Linked DNA regions of Homo sapiens: regions 1 and 3 are each linked to region 2. The links are chromatin loops, found by intact Hi-C in ENCODE. Cell type or tissue: heart right ventricle. All regions are shown on one strand.

What was found. A loop is a pair of places that touch in the nucleus more often than their neighbours do. Peaks named below come from ENCODE experiments on the same cell type or tissue, not always from the same donor. Only the 100,000 strongest peaks of a DNase experiment are listed, where the experiment ranks them.
Region 1: a loop joins it to region 2, with 4 times the contacts of the local background. A loop is called at or near these places in 26 of 110 quality-filtered maps.
Region 3: a loop joins it to region 2, with 4 times the contacts of the local background. A loop is called at or near these places in 71 of 110 quality-filtered maps.

The regions. Positions count from the first base shown.
Region 1 is chr20:8,747,839-8,755,838 of GRCh38, forward strand. All of the region lies in intron 23 of PLCB1 (phospholipase C beta 1), which reads left to right. Among named protein-coding and RNA genes, the nearest start is that of RNU105B, 79 kb to the right of the region's middle. In heart right ventricle, CTCF peaks have their summits at 3,810 (motif pointing right) and 4,011; no DNase peak of the experiment used is centred here.
Region 2 is chr20:9,356,690-9,364,689 of GRCh38, forward strand. PLCB4 (phospholipase C beta 4) reads left to right here. Exons shown (of 40, transcript NM_001377142.1): 8 at 6,207-6,286. Among named protein-coding and RNA genes, the nearest start is that of LAMP5, 150 kb to the right of the region's middle. In heart right ventricle, a CTCF peak has its summit at 3,210 (motif pointing left); DNase peaks (open chromatin) are centred at 2,931 and 3,170; H3K27ac peaks cover 1,672 bases.
Region 3 is chr20:8,786,591-8,794,590 of GRCh38, forward strand. It overlaps PLCB1 (phospholipase C beta 1), which reads left to right. Exons shown (of 32, transcript NM_015192.4): 28 at 1,859-1,935; 29 at 2,043-2,132; 30 at 2,928-2,985; 31 at 3,585-3,671. Among named protein-coding and RNA genes, the nearest start is that of RNU105B, 41 kb to the right of the region's middle. In heart right ventricle, a CTCF peak has its summit at 4,068; a DNase peak (open chromatin) is centred at 4,065.

The sequences.
Region 1 (8,000 bases), 610 kb before region 2:
TATTTTAATAATGATATGAATTCCACCAATAAAATAATGTGACATCAAAAAAATCCAAGGTAGTGCTTTTATAAGGTTACAATGTTTTGCCCAAGGCCTTGGATACCATTTAATTATTCAAAACAGAAACTTGATATTTCATTCACAATATAAGAACTTGACACTAAAATCAAAGATGAGGTTTACAGCTTATTTTGGATTCTCTTTAAATAAAATTCTTCCTCCTTCAAATCTTCCTCCTCAAATAATAAATTTGCAAGATATTAATTTATAGAAACAATAGTTTATCAAAATCCCTGAACTTTAAAGCATCCAATACAGTAAAAAGAAAAGGTTTTCCTTTAAATAGTGATGCTATCTCTTTCATTTCTATACTGTACAGATTTGGCATTCACAATGCACTTTCATTGGATGCCTTGGATAAAACTGGGTCCTAACTAGGAAAACCATAGTAATCCCCATTTTTAGAGAAGGGAACAATTGCTCATTATGGTAGAGTGATTTGGTGCCTAATATCAACGGCCAATGAGTTGAAGAACTAGGGTCTTTTTAAATATGTATCAAGAAAAGACCATTCATTCACTTGAATTGAAACTGGTCAATGATTGGTTCAATTCAGCTGCTTTTACGAATATCCTCCATAAAAATTTCTAAAATTTCAATGGATTCTAATGAGGGGCTTTGGGTTCATCTGCCTAAAATAGGGATGAGTACAATAACTTCAATATCCATGTCATGTCCAATTATAAAATCATGGCTCCCAATTAATGATGAAGTTTTTCACTTTGCTTTAGAGCAGGGCTTCTCAAGTTTTAATGTGCATACAGGTGCAGGAAATGGGGAGGTGTGGGTCAAATGATACAAAGCAGGAAATGTGTAGGATGAACAAGTAAAAAAATCTAATGTACAGCGTGAGGACTATAATTAACAATCATGTATCATAGTCAGAATTTTTTCTAAATGAGTAGATTATAGCTGTTCTTGCCACAGGGGGACAAAGCGGGTAACTATGTGAGATGATGGATATGTCTATTTGTTCCCTTATAGTAACCATTTTACTGTACATAGGTATCTTATAACATCATGTTGTATGCCTTGAATTTACACAATAAAATTTATTTTTTTCAACGTGCATACAGATCACTTGAGAATCTTGTTACAATGCAGATTCAGATTCAGTAGGTCTGGCACAGATCACAAAACACCGCATATTCAACAAGCTTCCAGGTGATGCTTATGGCCCATGGACCATATTTGGATTAGCAGGGCTCTCAAACTTTAGCATGTACCAGAATCACCCAGATGGCTTCCTAAAACACAGATCGATGGGTGTCGTAGCCAAAGTTTCTGATTCAGTAGGTCTGGGGCGGACTCAAGAATTTGCATCTCTAACAATCTGCAGTGAAGCTGATGCTGGTCTGGGGACCACACATTAAAAACCGCTGCTTTGAAGCCCTGCATCTTTCTTTCGCAAGAGTGTGGCTCTCCCCAGATGAAACCCATTAATTCCATCCACTCTAAAATGACAGCTTAATCACAGAAACCTGGGAAGGGCTCCAGGAGACACTTTTCCTGGGAATTATCCAGAATTTGTCCCGCAAGTGATTGACCATAGTCCGTACCAAACGATTTGACTTAATTAATCTCAAAGATATATTTCCACAAAATTAACATTAAGAGTTGTTGGTCTACTTTCCTTTAAAAAGAGAAATCCATGATTTCTACCTAGCAGCCAAGAGTTCATTCCTTCTGAATTCTTTGTAAACTGTATCAAAACACTTCTAATAAATTCAAGTTGGTAGGAACTTTTTTATATACATATATTAAAGTTTGTATATGTAACACATATAAAAGGGTCAGCAGAGCTATGTTCTTTTACCCTTTGATAGCCTGCTGAGTAACCTGCTGTTATTATGCATTAAATACAAACTTGTTACAGACAGCAGAAAGCAGCATCTTCACTCTTTTCATTCATTGATTTATTCATTCATTCAAATTTGTTTTATTTTAGCATAACATTTAGGTAGTTCTTTACTTTCAGGACTTTGCCATTAATAATAGAGCTATTTATTATGTACTAACAGGAAACTAAATATGAATTATGCATTCATTCAATATTTTTTTTTTAAAAAAACCCAACTATGTGTCAGTCACTCTGATGGCCATTATATATGTAATGCTGAGGAAAATCAGATGCTCTCATAGCCCTTACAACTTGGAGGAAGAGAGTGACATTATAAAATTTATACATCTATGTGTAAAATTGCAGCTGCTACTAATGTTCAACAAAATGATACCATGTGAATGCTGTTGACTCATGTGAGTGCTTATATGATGACACACAGCCATGCTGTGTCAAGATTCACTTGAACCCATGCTCCAGTTACCGCTGGAAGAACTTGCTGGACATTAACTGTGCAAAACACCAAAAGTACTTTACTTGGTGTTAATGAAGAAGCTCAAAAAACTGAAGTCAACAGATGAATTTATCCAGCTCATTAAAGCTGTCTCTTGCTTCTAACTCACCCTGGTAGACTCTTCAAAATTAGGAGTTTTGACATATTTCATTATGAAAAATTCTAAGCTAACATTGAAAGAGCTGTACAAGGAACACCTATATATCAGCCACCCGGATTCCATAATTAAAATTTTGATGCTTTCACTTGATCACATATAAATCCCTCTATCCATTTATCTATCCATCTTGGTTCAATAGGATGCATTTTAAAGTAGGTTGCAAACATCAGTATACTTCACTCCTAAACGTTTGGGAGTGCATACAGCAGGACAAAGTTTGTTAAAGTGATTCTGAATTTCTTAGAAATATGAGGCAGATACATTATCTAATTTCATTCAACTAATAGAAATTTAAGGTACAAATTGTGCTCATGTTTGAAGAAGCTCCTCCTTAAGGGAAAGGCTGGCTCTAACAAAGCTACTTTCTGACAATATTTGTCCTGAGTAGGGTGGATTTCTGCATGATGAAATTATGAGACTCACCCGTAATACGCTGGAAAAACTGATGGCCTTACCTCTTACCCATGTGGTGCCCATCCAAAGCAAGATGCTGTCATAAGGTAAAAAGAACTGCACTCTTTTTTTTTTTTTTTTTTTTGAGACGGAGTCTTGCTCAGTTGCCCAGGCTGGAGTGCAGAGGCGCGATCTCGGCTCACTGCAAGCTCCGCCTCCCGGGTTCACGCCATTCTCCTGGGTCAGCCTCCTGAGTAGCTGGGACTACAGGCGCCCACCACCAAGCCCGGCTAATTTTTTTTTTTTTTTGTAGTTTTAGTAGAGACGGGATTTCACCATGTTAGCCAGGATGGTCTCGATCTCCTGACCTCGGGATCCACCCGCCTCGGCCTCCCAAAGTGCTGGGATTACAGGCATGAGCCACCGCGCCCGGCCGGAACTGCACTCTTCAGATGACTCAGACAAGGAAAGCATGATCCAACACCTCTAATAGCCCAGTAATACATATGATATTTGAAAGGCCCTTCACTTACCATGTTAACCATTCAGTTAAATCCTCCAAATCCTAATTCTCTGCTGCTCAACCATCAGATCCAAACTTTCAATGCCCAGGACGGAAATCTTTTCAACCAGCACATCAAATGGCTTTTCCTCCTTCTATAGAACTTATAAAAATGATCTTTTCAGTTACCATTTTACTGGTCCATCTGTATTCTATTTTCAGTGCACTTCTGTTCATTTTGGAATTAGGAAGCGTACAAATTCTTTTTATATTTAATTTTAACATTCAAGTTAGGCATATTTTGAAGAAAAAGATATTGCAATGATTGCATTTGTCCACTAGAGGGCAGGAACTTACTTCTGTGGTTCATTCTGCACTTTTTTTTTCACTACCCACCTAAGAAAAATCTAGTCAATGCGACTGAAGTACTACCACCTTCTGAATCTTCTTTCCTTGATAATTGCTTAATTGGAATTTAAATCTTTGAATCAAATTAAGAAACTAGACATTCCTAGTTTCTGTTTCTATCACAATTTCCAGTACCAGATTTTTATTCACTCATAAAAACAAATAATGGGGGAGAAATAAAATATTGACTTCTGCTGATTCTCTTGAGTGGGATAAGGAATTTGGTTTTTGCACTTTGGCTTACAGATCCATATAGTGGAATTATTCGATCTTTCAATTATAATATCAGAAAGTTCAATTTTAGTATTGTACTCCTATAGGTGCTTTTTTTCATTTTTCAGCCATTGTTTTGCTTAACTTATTTAACTTTGTATGTACGGATGCCTTTTTAGTGCAACAGGGTAGTTCTTTGAGAATTATGTTTACATGTAGACATCTCTATCTCAGCAGCAAGTTAAGTTATTATTACGGTTCCTTAAGCTGCTGTTATCATAGAGTGGACTGCTGTAATAGAAAAATTTAGTCTTTAGCATATAGTCCATATTCAAATACTTGTTCACAGTTTCCTGTGTGACCTCTGGCAAGTTACATGACTTTTAATAAAGTTTTTAGTAAAGACTTTTAATAACACCTCCGATTATTTTGCTTTATTATGGTACTGTGCGTGTTGCCTACACTGACTGGCTGTGAAAAAGCTGTTGTATATAACAGTGTCTAACCCAGGATGATCTACAGCCACTTCTAATTGCAGTCTCCATTCGGTAAATGGAATCAATTAAAATGTGTACCTATGGGCTGGGCAGGGTGGCTCATGCCTGTAATCCAGCACTTTGGGAGACCGAGGCAGGTGGATCACTTGAGGTCAGGAGTTCGAGACCAGCCTGGCTAACATGGTGAAACCCCGTCTCTACTAAAAATACAAAAATTAGCTGGGCATGGTGGTGCATGCCTGTAATTCCAGCTACTCGGGAGGCTGAGGCAGGAGAATCGCTTGAACCCAGGAGGTGGAGGTTGCAATGAGCCAAAATTGCACTACTGCACTCCAGCCTGGGTGACAGAGTGAGACTCCATCTCAAAAAAAAAAAAAAAAGTGTCTACAGCCCTTAGCAAAAAAGTTTAAACATTAGTCACATGTATATGTTATAGAATCTTACTTAACTCAGGCATCCCAACCAGTACTGGTCTGTAGCTTATTAGGACCTGGCCCGCACAGCAGGAAGTAAGCAGCAGGTGGGCAAGCAAGCAAAGCTTCATCCCCATCACTCAAATTACTCCCTGAGCTCTGCCTCCTGTTAGATCAGTAGTGGCATTAGATTCCCATAGGACTGTGAACCCTATTGTGAACTGCACATGTGAAAAATCTAGGTTGTGGGCTCCTTATGAAAATCTAATGCATGATGACCTGTTACTGTTTCCCATCACCCCCAAATGGGACCATCTAGTTGCAAGAAAACAAGCTCAGGGCTCTCACTGATTCTACATTATGGTGAGTTGTATAATTATTTCATTATATAGTACAATGTAACAATAATAATAGAAATAAAGTGCACAATACATGTAATGCACTTGAGTCATACTGAAACCATCCCCTCAATAACCTCCTCTCCCCCTGGTCCATGAAAAAATTATCTTCCATGAAACTGGTCCTTGGTGCCAGAAAGGCTGGGGACCACTGACTTAACTTGTATATAACATCTGTCTCCAGAAAATCATGAGGTCCCTGACAAGAGTCAGACTATGCAAGGATCTCCAAATTCCTTAGCCCAGTGTTTAATGTCCTCATTACTGACCCTCTTCTCTATGCCTTTGCTTGGCCACTGGGGCGAGAAGGTAAGAAGCTCCTGGCCCACCGAGTTCCCAGCACAGTCCTGTCACTTCAGCATTACTAAGGATGCATAGCTCACTCTTGCACCATCTCAGAATTCCAGGCAAACTCTGCTCCTCCTGGCAGAGGGTACAGATTGGCAACTTCTGGGCCAAATGCAGTCTGAAGATGTGCTCTGTTTGTCTTTTCAGTGATTGGAAACTGGGAGAGTTCACTCAAAACTTTCATTTTTCCATTTTTCTCAAAACCTGGGTGGAAATAGGCTAAAAATGAACAGCAGCCACTGCCCCATTTACAGGCTGTCTCTCTCCTGCTCTGGACATGACCTCACTTTGCCCTATTGCATTAAATCTACTTCACTGGTTTCTATCATTTCCACTAACTGCCTATTACTCTACAGTGTGAATAGTATCCTTAGGGGTTGTGTCCCAAGAGTGACACAGTCCACTCTACATGGAGACATCACCAGGTGTGACCCCTGGACTAAGCATTTCTCTAAAGCCTACTTCAAAGTCCAGCACCAACCCTTGGTGCCCACTTTATCCCCGACTGCAACCATAAAGTATTTGCCTGAATGTTTACTTAACATCTATCTGCTTTTTAAAAATGTCTTTGATTTTATATAGTACGTCCCTTTTTGGAAGGTGGAGGCTTTGTCTCACATGCCCTTGATAAGCAGAGATTTATTTTTTCCTTTATTTGACTCAAATTGACAATCGAACTTGGTTTCCCAAGGGCATACAGCTACATGGAGTATCTGAAAACCTAATGCAAATCTAAAAATAAACTTGTTGGATCCAGTTTGAATGCACCTCCAGTCTAACACCTCAAGACACTAATTTTAGTTGCCAAAAAAAAAAAAAAAGCCACCATTATTACTTTCACAGAAGCTGGTTTTCCCTAACTTCCATTCTTTCCTCCATCAAAATTTTCTTTTTCTCTATCCTTTTTCAGAGGGCTAATTTTAGTGAGCTGTCACATTGGGAAGAATCTGGTTCATTCCCCACATGGTTTTAGAAACCAACTTGGATATAATGGGGAAGGTCAGATCCCCACGGAATAGGGACATCTTCCTACCTGCTTTCTAAAGCAGCTGAGTTTGGTAACCATGGGCACCCTCTTCAGCTGGGAGGCCAGCAAAGCGTTACCCCTGCTGTATTTAAGCCAAAGAACCACCCACTGTGGGTGTATAGGTCCCATGTAGTCAAATCTAGTTTTTCAAGGGAAGTAAGAAACCCATTGTTTCAGTATAAGATCACCTTAATTAAAAGATTTGACAACACTGGTTGAGCCAAAGAAAATGCATCCATGTACTCCATTGGGACCATGACTTTCCAGTTTGCAATGTCTTGCTGAACAACACATACACAATCCTTTCCCTTTGCATATAATTCTAGGGAGAATTTTTCTGATGGATGTAACTAAATAGTGTGACCATACTGGCACTTACCCATCAGAAGTAGTCATTTTTCAAAAGAAAGATTCTGCCATAGTGAGCTATACAGGCTGCCCCGGTTACTTGTTTAGTCTCCTGTCTCCCCTAACTGATGTCCAGCCACTGCTACTAAGGGCTCTTCCAGCATTGAGTAGGGTGTAGTAAACAAGCAGGGATGATTTGTTGAATTAAAATAAGTTCTGCCATCACTTAATGCAGTTTTGGAAGATGGTTTAAAGATGATTTGGGAAACAGATTAAAAGCCACTGGTGACAATCAGTGTCACTATTTTCACTCTTATCTTACTTTTTATAAGAAAGTTATTATAGGTCAATTTTTCATCTGTAATCACATGCCAAAATGTCACAATGTTAGGCTCCAAAAGACTTCTGGAAAAATATATTTCCTAATGTATTTTTAAAATGTGCTACAAAGTAGAACATTGGGATAGCCTCATTGTCAGTAAAACCTGCCAGGGACTTGGAAGGCAATTCTGATAAAGAGTTACAGAGAATTTAGCATATTGAAAAGCAACATTAAAAGAGTATGTAGGCAATTATTTTATAAGGATCAGCATTTATTCAACAAACATTTTTAAACTGTTTACTGTGTATAAGGTATGTGGAATTAGCTGCTGGAGGGTGTCGAATGAAGATTTTACGTTTCAATGCATTTATTATTATTATTCATTGGTAGTATTCCACAAGCTTAAAGGTTTTATTTGTTTTATGTCAACATAAATAACAAACAGATGCTCTCTAAAAGAAAATGGTATTATTTAAGAATAGGGCATACTAAATTATGTGCTTAGTCAGGGAGGGAAGGAAGACAAAGGTTTGTAAAGGATAAATGAGGAGGGT
Region 2 (8,000 bases):
AAAAACTATATTTCAAATTATATACATTCCTGACATATTATTTGAGCAGATTAAAACTGATGGATAGAGCAATTTAGGCACCTTGAAAGTAGCTACTTGAAAAATGCCAACTTTTTCTTATCTCCATTCACTTAAACAAAAATGGGCCAGGTGCAGTGGCTCATGCCTGTAATCCCAGCACTTTAGGAGGCCGAAGCAGATACATAGCTTGAGCCCAGGAGTTTGAGACCAACCTGGGCAACATGGCCAGACCCCATCTCTGCAAAAAATACCAAAATTGGCTGGGTGTGGTGGCTCACACTTGTGGTCTCAGCTTCTGGGAGGCTGAGGTGGGAAAATCATCTGGACCCAGGGAGGTCAAGGCAGCAGTGAGCCTTGATTGTGGCCACTGCACTCCAGCCTGGGCAACAGAACAAAACCCTGTCTCAAAACAAATAGAAAAGTAAAACAAGAAAACAACAAAATTAATTGATCTAGATTTGTGAGTTGTCGATACCAAGAAGTTCCCATGTTTTAAATATTTCAGATGGCCCCGTCATTGATTATTCTCACAGCTCAGATATAGGGAAGATGAAAGCTGCTGCCTATAGCATCTTGCATCCTCTTGCTTCCACATACAAGAAATGTGAACTTCAATCCCCTAAAAAGGTCAGAGTTTCCATTCTAGTGAACACATTTGTTCAGCCCAGGTGGGGTGGGACATGACAAAAACCAAGAGTGGGTCTAGAACCATGGGGCTCTTCCCAGGGCTATCACTATGAGATAGAATATCCTGTGTGTAGTCACTCTCAGAAACAGCAGCTCCCTTAGGAAACTGCTGTGTCCTGAATGCTTGTGTCCCACCAAAATTAATAAACTGAAATCCTACCCTCTAAGGTGATGGCATTAGAGGATGGGGCCTTTGGGAGGTGATTAGGTCATGAGTGTGGAGCCCTCAGGAAGAGGATTAGTGTCCTTATTTTAAAAAGGTACCAGATAGCCCCCTTGCCCTTTCCACTGCATGAGGACATAGCTAGAAGGCACTACCTATGAACTAGAAAGCTGCCACTGAATCTGTTGGCGCCTTGATCTTGGATTCTCCAGCCCCCAGAACTGTGAGAAATAAATTTCTGTTGCTTATAAGCTACCCATATATTGTATTTTGTTGTGTGTCAAACAAAGACAAAAACCAAACTCACATCTTATATGGGCAGTGGAAGGAGAACTCCAAGTTGAGGGGGGCTGCTCTTTTAGACCTATGATTCTCAAATTCTAATGTGCACACCAGTCATCTGGGGATCATGCTAAAATGCAGATTCTGATTCCATGGTTCTGGGATGAGACCTGGGACTCTGCATTCCTAACAAGCTCCCAGATGATGTTGATGCTGTTGGTCTTGGGGCCCTTTGAGTAGTAAGGGTTTGCAACAGTGCTTCTTAAATGTGTGTGTGCAAAAGAATCACAGGGAAGGCTGATTAAAACGTGGATTCCTATTTCCCATCCTGAAGATTGATTCAGCCGGAGGCCTGATAATTTGCATTTTAACAAGTTCCCAGGTGATCCTGATGCTGCTGGTCCCCAGACTACATTTTAATAACAAGCCTCTAGTTAACTTTTGAACAACTTAATTAAGATACCTTCACTAGTAGCCTCTTCTGTGAAAACAGAGAGCCAAACATCAAAAGATGAAGGAGGATGCTACTGAGTCCCTTTGGAGAAAATTACATCACAAACTTGGAGAGTGCCACAGGGTCTCTGTTCATTTTTCCATTGACAATATGCTTCTTTGACTAAAGACGAAAAATAATTCTTCAGGATCAAAACCTAGAGATAAGATTGGAACCCTAAGATTGGAAGTAGTGCTGCCTGATGAATAATAGGACTAGTTATTTTAGGATGACGGGCCAGCCTGTGCCTAGTGAAAGCTTAGAAATGCCAATAGCAGACTGAGCACGGTGGCTCACGCCTGTAGTTCCAGCACTTTGGGAGGCCAAGGCGGACAGATCATCTGAGGTCAGGAGTTCAACACACCCTGGCCGACATGGTCAAACCCCCTCTCTACTAAGAGTACAAAAAAAAAATTAGCCGAGAGTGGTGGTGGGCACCCACAATCCCATCTACTCATGAGGCTGAGGAAGGAGAATCGCTTGAACCTGGGAGGTAGAGGTTGCAGTGAACCGAGATCCCACCACTGCACTCCAACCTGGGCGACAGAGCAAGACTCCATCTCAAAAAAACAACAAAAAAAGGAAATACCGAAAGCAAAATGTTATTGGTGGCCAATTCTTAATATACGTCATGAGATTTGGGGTGATGTTTACTTCTTACTGTGTATTTCTTTGCTTTACACTTTCCTATGAAGCATATTTAAATATTGTTTTCATAAACTGGGGGAAAAACCCTAACCAATATTTTTAAAAGAAAAAAGTAAAATATATGCTCAGTGTAAGTTCATAGTATTTTTGGTTTGTGTTTGTTGTATCTGTGTCTCTCTACGTTTGTATTTTCATGGGAAAGGGATTATTTTTGTCTATGTCAGTCCTAATGTTCCCGGGGCAAAGGTGATAGATGGGTAAGAGCAAGGTCTAAACATATGCCTGGAAGTTGGACAGGGCCTGGGGTGGTGAAAATAAATTTAAGGAGTCCCAGAGGAGAGGTCAAAAGCTCCAGGAGAGAATTAGAGGCAGCTTCTCTTTCTCTCCTTGCCCTCCAAACAATTCAGCACAAGCCCTCAAGTCCCTTGAAGAGTCTTTCTTTCCCCCTTCTTCTTAGAAGGGCTGAAACACACTTTAAGTTAACTTAGGAATGGTTAGAAAAGGTTAAAAAAATGGGAGAACAGTAGCAATTAACAAGCTGCTAGGGAAACAGGGAAACCGTGCTGATCCGAACATCAGAGCCGACCTCCTGTGGTCTGGTTCCCTAGCACCCAGGCTCAGGCTTCGGCTTGGGGTGGCCGGACCAGAAGGAAAGTGCCCCGTGTGGCAGAAGTCATCTCAGGAGCGTGTCGCCATCCAGCCAATGACTTGTGTTCCAAGGACTGGAAAATGCGCTTCCTGGACACTATGTAGATGATTACCACACGAGCTTATTTTCAGCAATTCAAGAAAGAATCCAATTCGTGGTTTATTGCTTCTGTTAGTCTGGAAATGGTCAAACAAGTTGATAGGCATCTAGTTCACGCCTGGCGTAACTTTCCAACAAAACTCCAGGGCTCTACTGACACCTGCTGGCATTTCATCTACTTTATGTTAAAAAAACCCCAACAAGACAAAGAATCATTAATATTTTTCCTGCAGTCCTTTGCCCTTGTTATGTTACTTGTACTTTACCTGAACGATAATAGAAGGGGCCTTTACCATGTCGTGAGGAGAGAAGTGTGGGCAAGCCATTGGGTGAAAATAAAAATCCCCAACACGAAGAATGTACCACAGAGCTCTTGTTGCCTGTCTGCCCTGCACCAGCTGCTCTGTGACCTTAGGCAAGGCCATTGACCTCACTTTCATCATTGCAAGAAGAAAGAGGCAGCAACCTTCCCTCCCAGTTCCCTTTAGGGCTTCTGAGGATGCTGGTGGCATTTCCTACTAACTAAAGCATGGGCCCTGTCACTGGAGTGATGGCCTTAAAGGTCACTCTCACTGACCTTTCCATCACAATAAACAAGATTCCTTGCCAGCGTTGTATGTTCAAAAGATGAATGAAAGTTATTTAAGCCTCTTCAAAGTGCACCATCTCTGTAATTTATTTCGACAAACAACTAAATTAGAATGATCAGAAAAAGCCCAGTGAACAGTCTCAGAAATTGTCCACTTTTTTTTTTTTTGTCTAGGAAACTATGGACTTTGTTTTGTGTTTTAGAACATGTAGTAAGCCTGCAGGTTGAGAAAATGCATCCCAGTTAATGCCAACCCAATTATTTGTGCTTTTTCTGTCTATTCTTGGGAAACTCTGTGTGGGCCTGTGGTTTGTTAGGTCAATAACAGGATATTTGATAGTCTGCAGGGAGTTATAGTCCATATTTAGCCTGACAGAGGAAGTGAGTTCTGCTGATGAAAAATAATTGAGGCATTTCTTTAATTCTACTATTTCATTTCTTCATCTTCCTTCAGAATCCTGACCCCACTATGATGCTTGCTGAGGCTTTCGATGCTATTTACAGCTCTGCTTTTGCTAGTCACAAAAGAAAATTTACCTCTTATAACCCCTAAGTCTTCCCTCAGAAAACTGTTAGGTGTGACCAGGATCAGCAAAAACTGTTAGATTCACATCCATTAGTTTGGCTACTACTTAAAAAAAGAAACAAACAAACAAAAAAACCCAGAAAATATCAAGTGTTGTTGAGGATGTAGACAAATTAGAACCCTGAGCAAAAGGGTTCCCTTGTTGCATTTGCAGTCCTTTGTTGGTGGGGGAAAAATGGTATGGCCACGATGAAAAACAGTATGGTATTTCCTTTAAAAATTAAAAAATAGAATTACTATATGATCCAGAAGTTCCACATCTGGTTATTTATCCATAAATAAGAATTGAAAGCAGTAACTTATTTGTGTATCAATATTCATAGCAGACATGCAATTCACAATGGACAGGGAGTCCATCAGAGGTGAATGGATGAGTGTATTATTCAGCCTTTAAAAGGGAAGAAATTCCGACACATGGTAGAGCATGGATGAACTTTGAGGACTTTATGCTAAGTGAAGAAAGCCAGTCACAAAATGACAAATTCTGTATGGTTCCATTTATATGAGGCACCTAGCATAGTCAGAATCACAGAGACAGAAAGGAGAATGGTATTAATATTTATCAATGGCTGGGAGGAGGGGGAGATGGGGAGTTATTTAATGGATATGGAGTTTCAGTTTTGCAAGATGAAAAGAGTTCTGGAGATGGCTGGTTATGTTGGTTGCATAACAACATGAATGTACTTACTGCCACTGAATTTTTCATTTAAAAATGGTGAAGGTGATAAATGTTATGTTATGTCCATTTTTAACACAATTAAAATTAAAAGAAAGGTTAAACAGCAAAAAACAAAACAAAACCATACTCTGTTAGAACGCAGTCATCACCTTTGCCCTTACAGAGATTAAATTGCTTGACTTTTTAAAACCTGGTTCTACTGGGCAGTGCTGTCCAACAGTCCCATCTGTGATGATGGAAATTATCTGCACTGTCTGAGCCATCAACCCCATGTTGATGTTTAAGCATGTAAAATGTGATTAGTGCAAATGAGACACTGAACTTTATATTTATTAAATTTAAATAGCCATATGTGTCTAGTGGATACCATACTAGACAGTGCATATAGAGTATACGTCTATATTACTATCTATTCCAAGATATTTTTCCTTCCTCAGCACTAAGCCGCAAATCTAAGCAGTCAGGCTGTAAACCTAAGAAGGTAAGGAATCAGCTTATGTGTGGGCCACCGTTCTATTTAACCCAAATGTCAATTTGCTACGAAGTGTTTTGCCGAGGGTATGATTCTTCTATGGCATTCATTGGCATCAGTTTTTGGACCCAAGGGCAGAGTTGGCCTTAATTCATGGGCTGAGCTTTTCTAGTAAATGCCCTTTTAGAGACCCAAATTCCTCTACTGCCATGCACAATTTCCCTTCACTTGTCCTTGTAAAACAGTGGAGTGATGGTATGAACTACAAGTGAGGTCCAAGTCCTTATACAGAAATTATGTGAGCACATCGCTGTTTGCTCTGATCACCCTGGCAATGAAAGAATGTTTTTCTTTTTAAGGCTTTGCTGGAAAACATAGGTAAGATAAGTAACAAACTCTTAGATTGAAAGGATCACACAATAAAATTGATGAACCCCTATTCATTTATCCTCTAAAGTGAAAATAGTTAAATATGTCATGTATTTTATAATGCTGGTTGGAAATAATTAAGATTGCCAGCAACTGAAAAAGGGCTTATATTTAAACAAGCTGCAAATAGAAAGCTTCACAAGTCAGTCAGTGGGCAACATTCCTTTGTGGCAGCCCAGAGTTTAATGGCACAATAGATGGCACATTTGTCTTCATGGAAAGAATGAAAGCTGTTTATTAAAGAATAAAATATGAGCCTGCAAAATATAGATGGCTGTGTGACAGGAAAGGGACAAAAGAAGAGTTTGTGTTTTTATTACACAAAATGGATACAATCTATCTAATAAAAACTGCTCTATTTGACTCCAGCAGATTTGCTCACCAAGAATATTTTTTCTTTCTCTTTCAGCAATGGGTAGAAGGCCTGAGATCAATCATACACAACTTCAGGGCCAACAACGTCAGTCCAATGACATGCCTCAAGAAACAGTGAGTGTTGTTTGCATTACTCGTTTTTCTTGGCAGTTATCAAACAAATGGTCAGATGAAGAGATGAAGGCTAGGTGGTTCCTTCCTCCAAATTCCTGCTTGCCTTTCCCTCCATGCTCCTGACCTTGGAGTTGACCAACACACACCTGTACTCTTCATACCACGTAGAAAGGCATGCATGATAAACCCATAGCCCAAAACCTATATGAAAAGAATAGTTGATGGTCAAAGGACACTGGAACCTCAGTCACTCTGTATGCTGTCAGTTGTGGGTACTGGCTTTTGTGTCCCCAGATTGAGTTTTCTGATAGACAGCTCTGCATGTCTGGAGCCATCGCTGAGTGCTGGGGTAATTCTATCCTCTGCTGCATAAAACTGAGAAATGAGGAGTGTGACCAAGAGACGCACTTGCCAATGCACCTGAAAAAGAAGCCTCAGCCCCAAGTGCAGTGCTCCTTGTTTAGCACACCGTCAGGGATCCAAAGTTACCTCTGAATTTTTTTCTGTAGGATTCAGTTATTTAAAGATTTGATCAAGGATCCAATGGTGATTTCCAAATTTATTTTTTCCATGAAAGAAGGAATTACTCCAGCTTACAGTATCTGAAATCCAGAGGAGTACTACAGTGGTAGATTTAAACCCTACCCAAGTTAACCTTTCAAGGTGACATGAAAATCACCCACAAAGGAATCCTAGCCAAAGTCAAATGTCAGCCAGTTTGAAAAGCAGTGATCCGTGAAGGTGGGGGCCATCTGCCTTCACAGGGCCATTGGCAGGCAGTTGTGAGGTGCCAAGGGGAACCATGTTGAGAAATTGCAGGGATAAGCCTGTATCTCTCAAAATTATGCCCCAGCACCAAGAGTGTGATTCATCATACTCACTTGGCAATGGGCCAAGAGGTTAGTCCTAAAGGTACTGTCATGTCTTATCTTCTGGTCATTGTGGCAGGTGCTTACAGGTGTGGTCTCTAGGCTATAAATCCCGGCTTCACCATGGCAAATTCTTACACTTGTGCCTCACTGTCCTCATCTGTGAATCAAAATTACCATGCAGATGAAATTGGAAAGTATTCTTTATTCAATACTACTTATCTTGTTATGGTATCCCTCCAATTTTCTTTCACCCTTTTAGTGGAGGAAAGTTATTTAGTCTTATCTATTTCTATGTGTTGTGCAGCTGCTTCTTCTTTTCCTCTGCAGTTGCCCTGGCATGTGTTTTTAAAGAGAAACCCAGTGGATATTCTGATGTTATGACTTCAGGCACTGATAGTCCTAAAGGGTCAAAAACTTTTAGAAGGCTTGCTTATACCTGAGTGACACAAATATCTCTATCTGACATGAGATCTAACAACATCCTGCCCAGATCCCTTTATGAAGCTGGTGTTCACCCAGCCATCATCTGCCATGAGAATGGGCTCACCAAGGGCTCAGACCTGTCCACTTCTTCAGAGCATTGCCCTCTGCTGAAGGGGAGCTTCCATTCCTGGAAGATTATACTCTTCCCTCCTCCAGGAGGAAGTCCACAGCCAATGATGAGCTGCAACAGGGTACAGAAGGCCATCCCTCTTGCCGCCAAGTCTGGCACAAATCACATGAGTTCAAGCTAAATCAAGCTCCATCTGAAACCACAACTTTGTTTAACTCTTTTTTCTGCTCAGTCTTCTCTCACTCTCTTCATCCCTAAAACATCCCGTTATTAAAGTAGTTAGTGGTGC
Region 3 (8,000 bases), 570 kb before region 2:
GAGCCAGATGTGTCAGCGTGTTCTTATGTAAAACAAAAATAATAACACCAACCGCATAGGGCAATTCTCAGAATTAAATAAATACATGTGAATCTTTTTTGTTTTTTTTTTTTTTGAGACAGAGTTTTGCTCTTGTTGCCTAGAGTGTGCCCAGAGTTGCTGGAGTGCAGTGGTGCAATCTCGGCTCACTGCAACCTCCACCTCCCGGATTCAAGTGATTCTCCTGCCTCAGCCTCCCAAGTAGCTGGGATTACAGGCACCCACCACCAGGCCTGGCTAACTTTCTGTATTTTTAGTAGAGACAGGGTTTTACCGTGTTGGCCAGGCTAGTCTCAAACTCCTGACCTCAAGCGATCCACCTGCCTCGGCCTCCCAAAGTGCTGGAATTAAAGTGTGAGCCACTGTGCCCAGCCACATGTGAATCTTTTAAAACTAGGCCTGACATATAGAAATTATCAGTTAAAGTGTTGTAGGACCCTATCCTTAGTTCAGCTAAAGACGGGTTCCTTGTCACATGGCCACAAAAAGTTAGGCTTGAAGGCAATTTGAAGAGTGAGGAGGACAGGGTTTTATTGTGTTGAAAGGAAAAGAGGGAAACAGGTTATCTCCACAAGGCTGGAGTCCCTGCTAGTGTGCTTCCCACCTTGCAGATTGAATTCCAAGTTCCACCCAGGAAGAGGAGTGGCCAGGCTCCTCCCTGCTGCAAATGGGGTGGATTTCTGTGGCTCCACCTCAGTGTGCATTCCTCCCAGTGAGCAGGCCCGTTGCAGTTTTTCCGGGGACTCCCTTATACTTGGCTGTCTCAAAAGTTTGTGGTATTATGATTTGTCTTGTCACTATTACAGCTGCCACTTATAGAAGACTAGTCAACTCAGCTTGCCTTATATGTTTTTGGGAAAGAGAATCTCCATCTATGGGAAAAGCAGTGGGGGCTTTCAGAGGATGTCCACACTGTCTATTGGGTGCTCCAGTAAGAAGGGTTGAGTCCAGTTGCTACAGCCACCTGAAAACCTTGCAGAAGGTTCTCCAGGTTCCTCATGAGGAAAAAAGGAAAAGATTACCAGGCACAATTACCTTTATGTAATTGGCAAACACTTACTGGGCATCAAGTGAATATTAGGAATTGTGCAGAATACCAAGGATACAAAAACACAATTGATGCCCCCTTGGGGCTTGATTTGATAATAGATGTATGACAATAAATACTTGCGTTCACAGTGATGTAGTGACAGTTCATTGAAAGCACAAAGAGAATTTCTGATGTTCTTTATATCTACTGGAAATTACCCACGCAAGAACATAAATGTCAACTTCTAAGATGGGAAACTCATGTTATCCTCAAAGCAATTCAACAATGAATGATAGTTGTGAGCCAAGAATTATAACTTGCTGTTGATTATAACTTACATTTGTGTCATACTTATTTTTATTTTGAGCTTCACAGCACCTCCAAAGACATAAAGACAGTGATCAACTGAGAAAATGTAGGTTCTGAAAATGTAGGGTCTTGCCCCAAATTTCACTTTTAATAAGTCTTAGGGTAGAGATTGGAACCAGGTTCTACACTGTAAGTTGTCTTTGCACTGAGCTGGGCTATAATAACTGCCACAACAATCTAATGAATTCTGTTTAATTAAAAAGAGATAATAAGAAGAATTTCATATTAAAACCCATAAGCCTAGATAATATGATGGTTCTAAATTGTCCTCATTGCCAATGTTAGATGTCTGACAACTTTAACTATTGTGAAACATCCATCACAGATATTCTAACTATAGATTCTGTTGTTTGAGGGAGGTGGGAAGGAAGCTCTGTTTGCAATCATTTGAAATAGCAAACTGACATTTTCTTTTTCCAGCTTATTCAAAAGTTGACGGATGTCGCAGAAGAGTGTCAGAACAATCAGTTAAAGAAGCTCAAAGAAATCTGTGAGAAGTAAGCCCTCATTCCCATTACAATTGACATGTGCATCTGAATTTATTCAACACAAATTCCCATCTGATTTGCCTCTTTTTTCTCTTTTACTTCCATTGTGACTTCAGAGAAAAGAAAGAATTAAAGAAGAAAATGGATAAAAAGAGGCAGGAGAAGATAACAGAAGCTAAATCCAAAGACAAAAGTCAGATGGAAGAGTAAGTCAAAAGTGTCCCCTCTCCCAAACAGTTCATCTGGGAATTATTTTATTTTGTACGTCAGAGTCACAGGTTCATAACCAGTCAAAGACTCCTTCGTGAAGTTTCTCCTCTAGTCAGCCTTTCAAAAGATTCTTTTGGTAAGGTTTTTAACAGGGAAGGCTCAAGCAAAGACTGGTTCAATAAAGGAGTGAGGCACACCCAGGGCCTTTTAGATAAAGAGTAAGCAAAGAGCTTCCCTCAGGGAAAGGCTAAATCCTCACTTCCTACCCATAATCTTCCTGGCATTTAGTGAAAACAGAGCCTGTGCCTTGGGAGGAACCTGACCTTTGTCCAAAGGCTGGCAGATTATACCTTCCTTGTAGCAGTAATAAGAATGTTGCTATGGCTCACACTTGTAATCTCAGCACTTTGAAAGGCCTAGGTGGGAGGATTGCTTGAGGCCAGGAGTTCAATAGGGGCCTGGGCAACACAGGGAGACTCTGTCTCTACAAAAAAATTTTAAGATTAGCTGGGTGTGGTGGTGCACACCTATATTTCCAGCTACTCAGAAGGCTGAGGCTGGAGGATGGCTTCAGCATGGGAGGTCAAGGCTTCAGTGAGCCATGATGGTGCCACTGCACTCTACCATGGGCAACAGAGCGAAACCTTGTCTCCAATAAATAAATAGATAAAAATAAGGAAAAAAGAAAAAGAATGTTGAGAGTTCTGTAACCTTTTATCTAGAAGTCTGAGATTACCATTTGTCAATTCTGGATGAATTGGTATAATGATGTATTCATCATTTGCTTTTAGGGAGAAGACAGAGATGATCCGGTCATATATCCAGGAAGTGGTGCAGTATATCAAGAGGGTATGTGGGCTCATCACGCTCTCTCCTTTGCAAAACATGTGTGAACATTTGGTGAGCTCGCTGTGAGCTTCTGGAAGGAAATGTCATGCCTTGCCATAACTTTTTATCACTAGCACCTAGCAGAGCTGTTTCACAGGGTGGGCACTCCTTAATCAACATTTCTGCAAGTTGAATTGCAAACCACTTTGTAAAAGGATTCATCTAAAAATAGAGTCAAGTCATTTCCAAAGTCAAGAGCCCAGAAACATATTGTAAATGATAGTGTTCCCAAAAGAACCTTTAATTGTCATCAATGATAGAGATGATGGCAACCTCGAAGGGCTGTCCTTTTTTTTTCCAATTTAATGTCATAGAAATGTTTACATATTTATAAAAAGGTAAGAACAGTGCAGTCCATTGATCACCACCTCCCACCCTTATGTTTCTGTCACCTAGCTTCAACACTTACTACAGTTTCCTATACTTGTAAGTGTAGTTCTTGATCAGGAGATCAAATAATCAAATGTAAGCCATAGATCTGAAAAGCTTTCGGTATTTTCTGAAAACGTGCACTTTTAAATGTTTAGATGAAAGTAATGTTTCTTGTAACTTTCTTATAGCTAGAAGAAGCGCAAAGTAAACGGCAAGAAAAACTCGTAGAGAAACACAAGGAAATACGTCAGCAGATCCTGGATGAAAAGCCCAAGGTAAACGGAACTGAATTAAAATGAACAATTATTTTATTTGATTTCCATTTAGTAAGAGTAAAACCTTCCTGGTTTACATAAGTACCTTGTACACAGTCTCAGATCAGTTCTTGCATATGAAACTCATGTATCTTTCTCAATGAAGGAAAAAATATAGCAATATTCAGTAAGCATTTATCATCACCTGGTGAGCTTTTAAAAACTGCAAATATGCAGAACCCAGCCCCAGAGATTTGGCTTTAACTAATCTGGGGTATGGCTCAGACAAAGGTATTTTTATAGTCCGTTTCCCCTGGAGAATCAGAGACTAACCAAACCTTCAGTTTGGGTACTACTAAGTAAACGTCAGTTCTAAATAGCTGATGTAATGTTGTAATGCCACCCTCTGTCCAGCAGAGGATGCCCTGCACCAAAATCACTTTGGTTTTTATCTAGCAAAATAGTCTCATAAATCAGAGAAAAGCAAATCTTTTGTTTCCCATAGTAACAGTTGATTGGGGCTCTGCTTTAAAATTATCTTATGTTCATTGTTTGGTTAAAATTAATTGTCTTATGAATATTAACTTTGAATGAACTGAGTATCTGTAGATCAAATACTTTGAGGTTACCAAATGGCATCTCAGTTTTAGAACATTCCTTCCATTTTGATTCATCACTGAATAGTTTTCTGTTTGTGGAAATTGTGTTTTTCAATTTTCCTGCGCTTCTATTTTCAATTTAAAATATCTACTCTAAAAAGTACTGCCATTCCACACAAGCATTTCTCGAGTCCTAAAAGTTAAAAAACGTTAGTTTTATTTAATTGTATGTTTCATTCACCAGTTTACTTCTTATAGATTTCTTATGGATAATTCTAAATATATTTTCATGGTTCTTTGTGCTCTTATGCTTTCATATTTATTATATAAGACATTTATTTAATATTTTTAATTTCTAAGTTTTTAGGGTTGGCAATATAGATTCTCAAGCAAGAATTAATAATTACTTAGATATGGTGCTAATTCTTACGTTTCTCCTATAAACATATAATGTAGATCTTCTCAGCCACCCTCTCAGGTTGATTATGCACTAATAAAGTGGAATAAATTTTAACATAATTTCAGAAATTGCTATACTTTCCAATCAGAATTGATCTTTTTAAAATGCTCAAATTATTTAGAGCAAAAGATCCAGTTTGACTGAAATTTAAGAAACACTTTAATAATAATCAGTCTCAGGTGATATATTCAGATACATACATTTCTAATCTATGCTGTCTGGTTTTAAATTTGTCATTACTTTGTACACTGACATAATAGAATTTGCTTATGGTTGATGGCTCAGCTAGTTTTTGTATTTCAAAAAAATTTAGGTAATATGGTTCTTTTCAGAGTTTCATTTTGCTTTTTTTTTTCATGCGTGTTTTGGTTCAACAATGTTAACTATTTTACTTACAGATAAAATGTGAATGTAAAATCATTAATGTGTTTAAATTATATAACTCTCAGTATCAGTAACCCATACAAAGATTTTCTTGTTACTGCTCTAGGTCATCATGATTAAAATCAACCTCAGTAAATGTGGAAGCACCCTTAAACTTCTTCCCTGGATATAACTGGACATGAAAAGAACTAATAACTTTTGGCTGATTTATTAACAGTCAGGGTGCATTCAGCTGCAATTTTACAATAAGCCCAATTAAAACTGGCTTCAACAGTTATAGTATTTAGTAAGCCACGTTACTGGAAATTCAGAGGTACTACAGTTGTAACAGTGATTAATTTAGTGGCTTAACAATTTCATCTCCAGGTATTTTTAGAATTTCCACTGTTGTTGCCTTCTAGATCCAGACCGTGAACTCAGTCATGAGATGGCTGCCCTAGCTCCACACATCATAACCTTACATGAAACCACTCAAAGGACGTGCAGCAAATGTCTTCATTTTGTAACCCTTTCTAGGATTGAGAAAAACCTTCCTACATCCCCTCTAGCTGGTGTTTCCTCATTGGGTACAATGGCCTCATATTCCCATTCTTAAACCAATCATGGGCAGTAGGGTATCACTTTCATGATTGGCTTAGAGTAATTAAGATTCACTCACAAGGCTAGAGAGAGTTCAGTTTTCCTCAGTTCCATGGTCATCAGGTACCTGAACAAAACTGATATTTTATCATCAAAGAAATAGAGGGGAAATAGCAACTGGGTAGACAGGTTACATACAGTGTACGTTACAGCCATGTTTATAACAATTTTTTGTTTCTTCCTTTCTGGCCCCTTGGAAAGAGATCTGAAGTGTTTCTATGAATTTTTAGTAGTTCTATTGTCTGCGTTTTTTATTGTAAATAGGTACCATGATGAATTCCTCTGTGCTTTTCTTCCATGAGGTTGCTCCATGACCATCTTTTTGTGTCTGGATTTGAAGGTTGCCCATGAAGATTGTTGGTTCCATGTCAAACTAAAGCATTTCTTGAGGGTTTTTCTTCATGGCTTAAAAACGTTGTGCCTTAAAGCTGTGATTTTATTAATAAAATAATAAATCATGACTGTTAACATTGTAGGACATGGTGGTTAATAAAGGGAAATGACAATGACAACAGGAGCAGCAATAGACAGTAGAGTAAAAGAACAAAATCAAGTGTGAGACATGTGAAGAAAGACCAAAGCACAGGACAGCAAAGTAGGTATTAATAAATGGGTGGTGAGGAGAGGCCAGGCCAGCATAGCAGTCGCTGATGCTCCTGTAACTGTGGGGCATGGATGGAAAATACAGTAACACTGGCTTTGAAATAATCCCTCTCCACATCTAGTACTGAAACAGGCTTTGAATCTTGACATAGACATGAGGGAAATTAGCAAAAGCAGAAACAAAACAAGGAACAACCCAAGGAAATGAAACTGATCAATAGTATCTCTAAAACAAGTCCACGGAGTCAGTTCCATTCAGTCAGATAAGAAAACAGAGTGATTTCGTGACATCTAGAACTTTATGAATGGTTCCATTACTGGGTTTTGGATGAGGAACGTGAGCTGACATTGCAGCAGGTAATATTAAAGACAATTGTAACCTTCTTATGAAGAAGAAACCATGCCAAACTTTGCCACAGGTTACTGAGGAGAATAGAGTTCCTCCCTCAACTAATTTACAGATGGTATCGGGGAATCTGCCCCGATATTCACGTAGGTTCTTTTCTATTTTTCCTAAGCATCGGCTGGCTTGAGAAATAAAGGGACAGAGTAAAAAAGAGAGAAATTTTAAGGCTGGGTGTCCGGGGGAGACATCACACGTTGGTAGGATCCGTGATGCCCCCACAAGCCGCAAAAACCAGCAAGTTTTTATTAGAGATTTTCAAAAGCGGAGGGAGTGTGCAAATAGGTGTGGGTGACAGACGAGTACTTAACAGGGTAATAGAATATCACAAGGCAAGTGGAGGCAGGGCGAGATCACAGGACCACAGGACCACAGGACCGAGGCAAAATTAAAATTGCTAATGAAGTTTTGGGCACCATTGTCATTGATAACATCTTATCAGTAGACAGCGTTTTGAGATCAACTGGTCTGACCAAAATTTATTAGGTGGGAATTTCCTCTTCCTAATAAGCCTGGGAGCACTATGGGAGACTGGAGTCTATTGCATCTCTGCAGCCTCAACAGTAAGAGACAGCTATGCCCGGGGGGCCAGTTTAGAGACCCACCCGCAGGCGCACATTATCTTTCTCAGGGATGTTCCATGCTGAGAAAAAGAATTCAGCGATATTTCTCCCATTTGCTTTTGAAAGAAGAGAAATATGGCTCTGTTCTGCCCGGCTCACCAGCGGTCAGAGTTTAAGGTTATCTCTCTTGTTTCCTAAACATTGCTGTTGTCTTGGTCTTTTTTCAAGGTGCCCCAGATTTCATATTGTTTAAACACATGTGCTCTACAATTTGTGCAGTTAATGCAATTATCACATGGTCCTGAGGTGACATACATCCTCCTCGGCTGACAGGATTAAGAGAATAAAATAAAGACAGGCATAGGAAATCACAAGGGTATTGATTGGGGAAGTGATAAGTGTTCATGAAATCTTTACAATTTATGTTTAGAGATTGCAGTAAAGACAGGCGTAAGAAATTATAAAAGTATTAATTTGGGGAACTAATAAATGTCCATAAAATCTTCACAATCCACGTTCTTCTGCCATGGCTTCAGCCGGTCCCTCCATATGGGGTCCCTGACTTCCTGCAACAAGATGGGATGAAGTTTTTTAACTAGAAAGTGATCATAGCTAAGTTTTTGCAGACACCAAAAGTATGTATAGGCTACATGACATCATATTTCTTCCTGTTCTTCCATTTCTTTCACCATGTTGTTG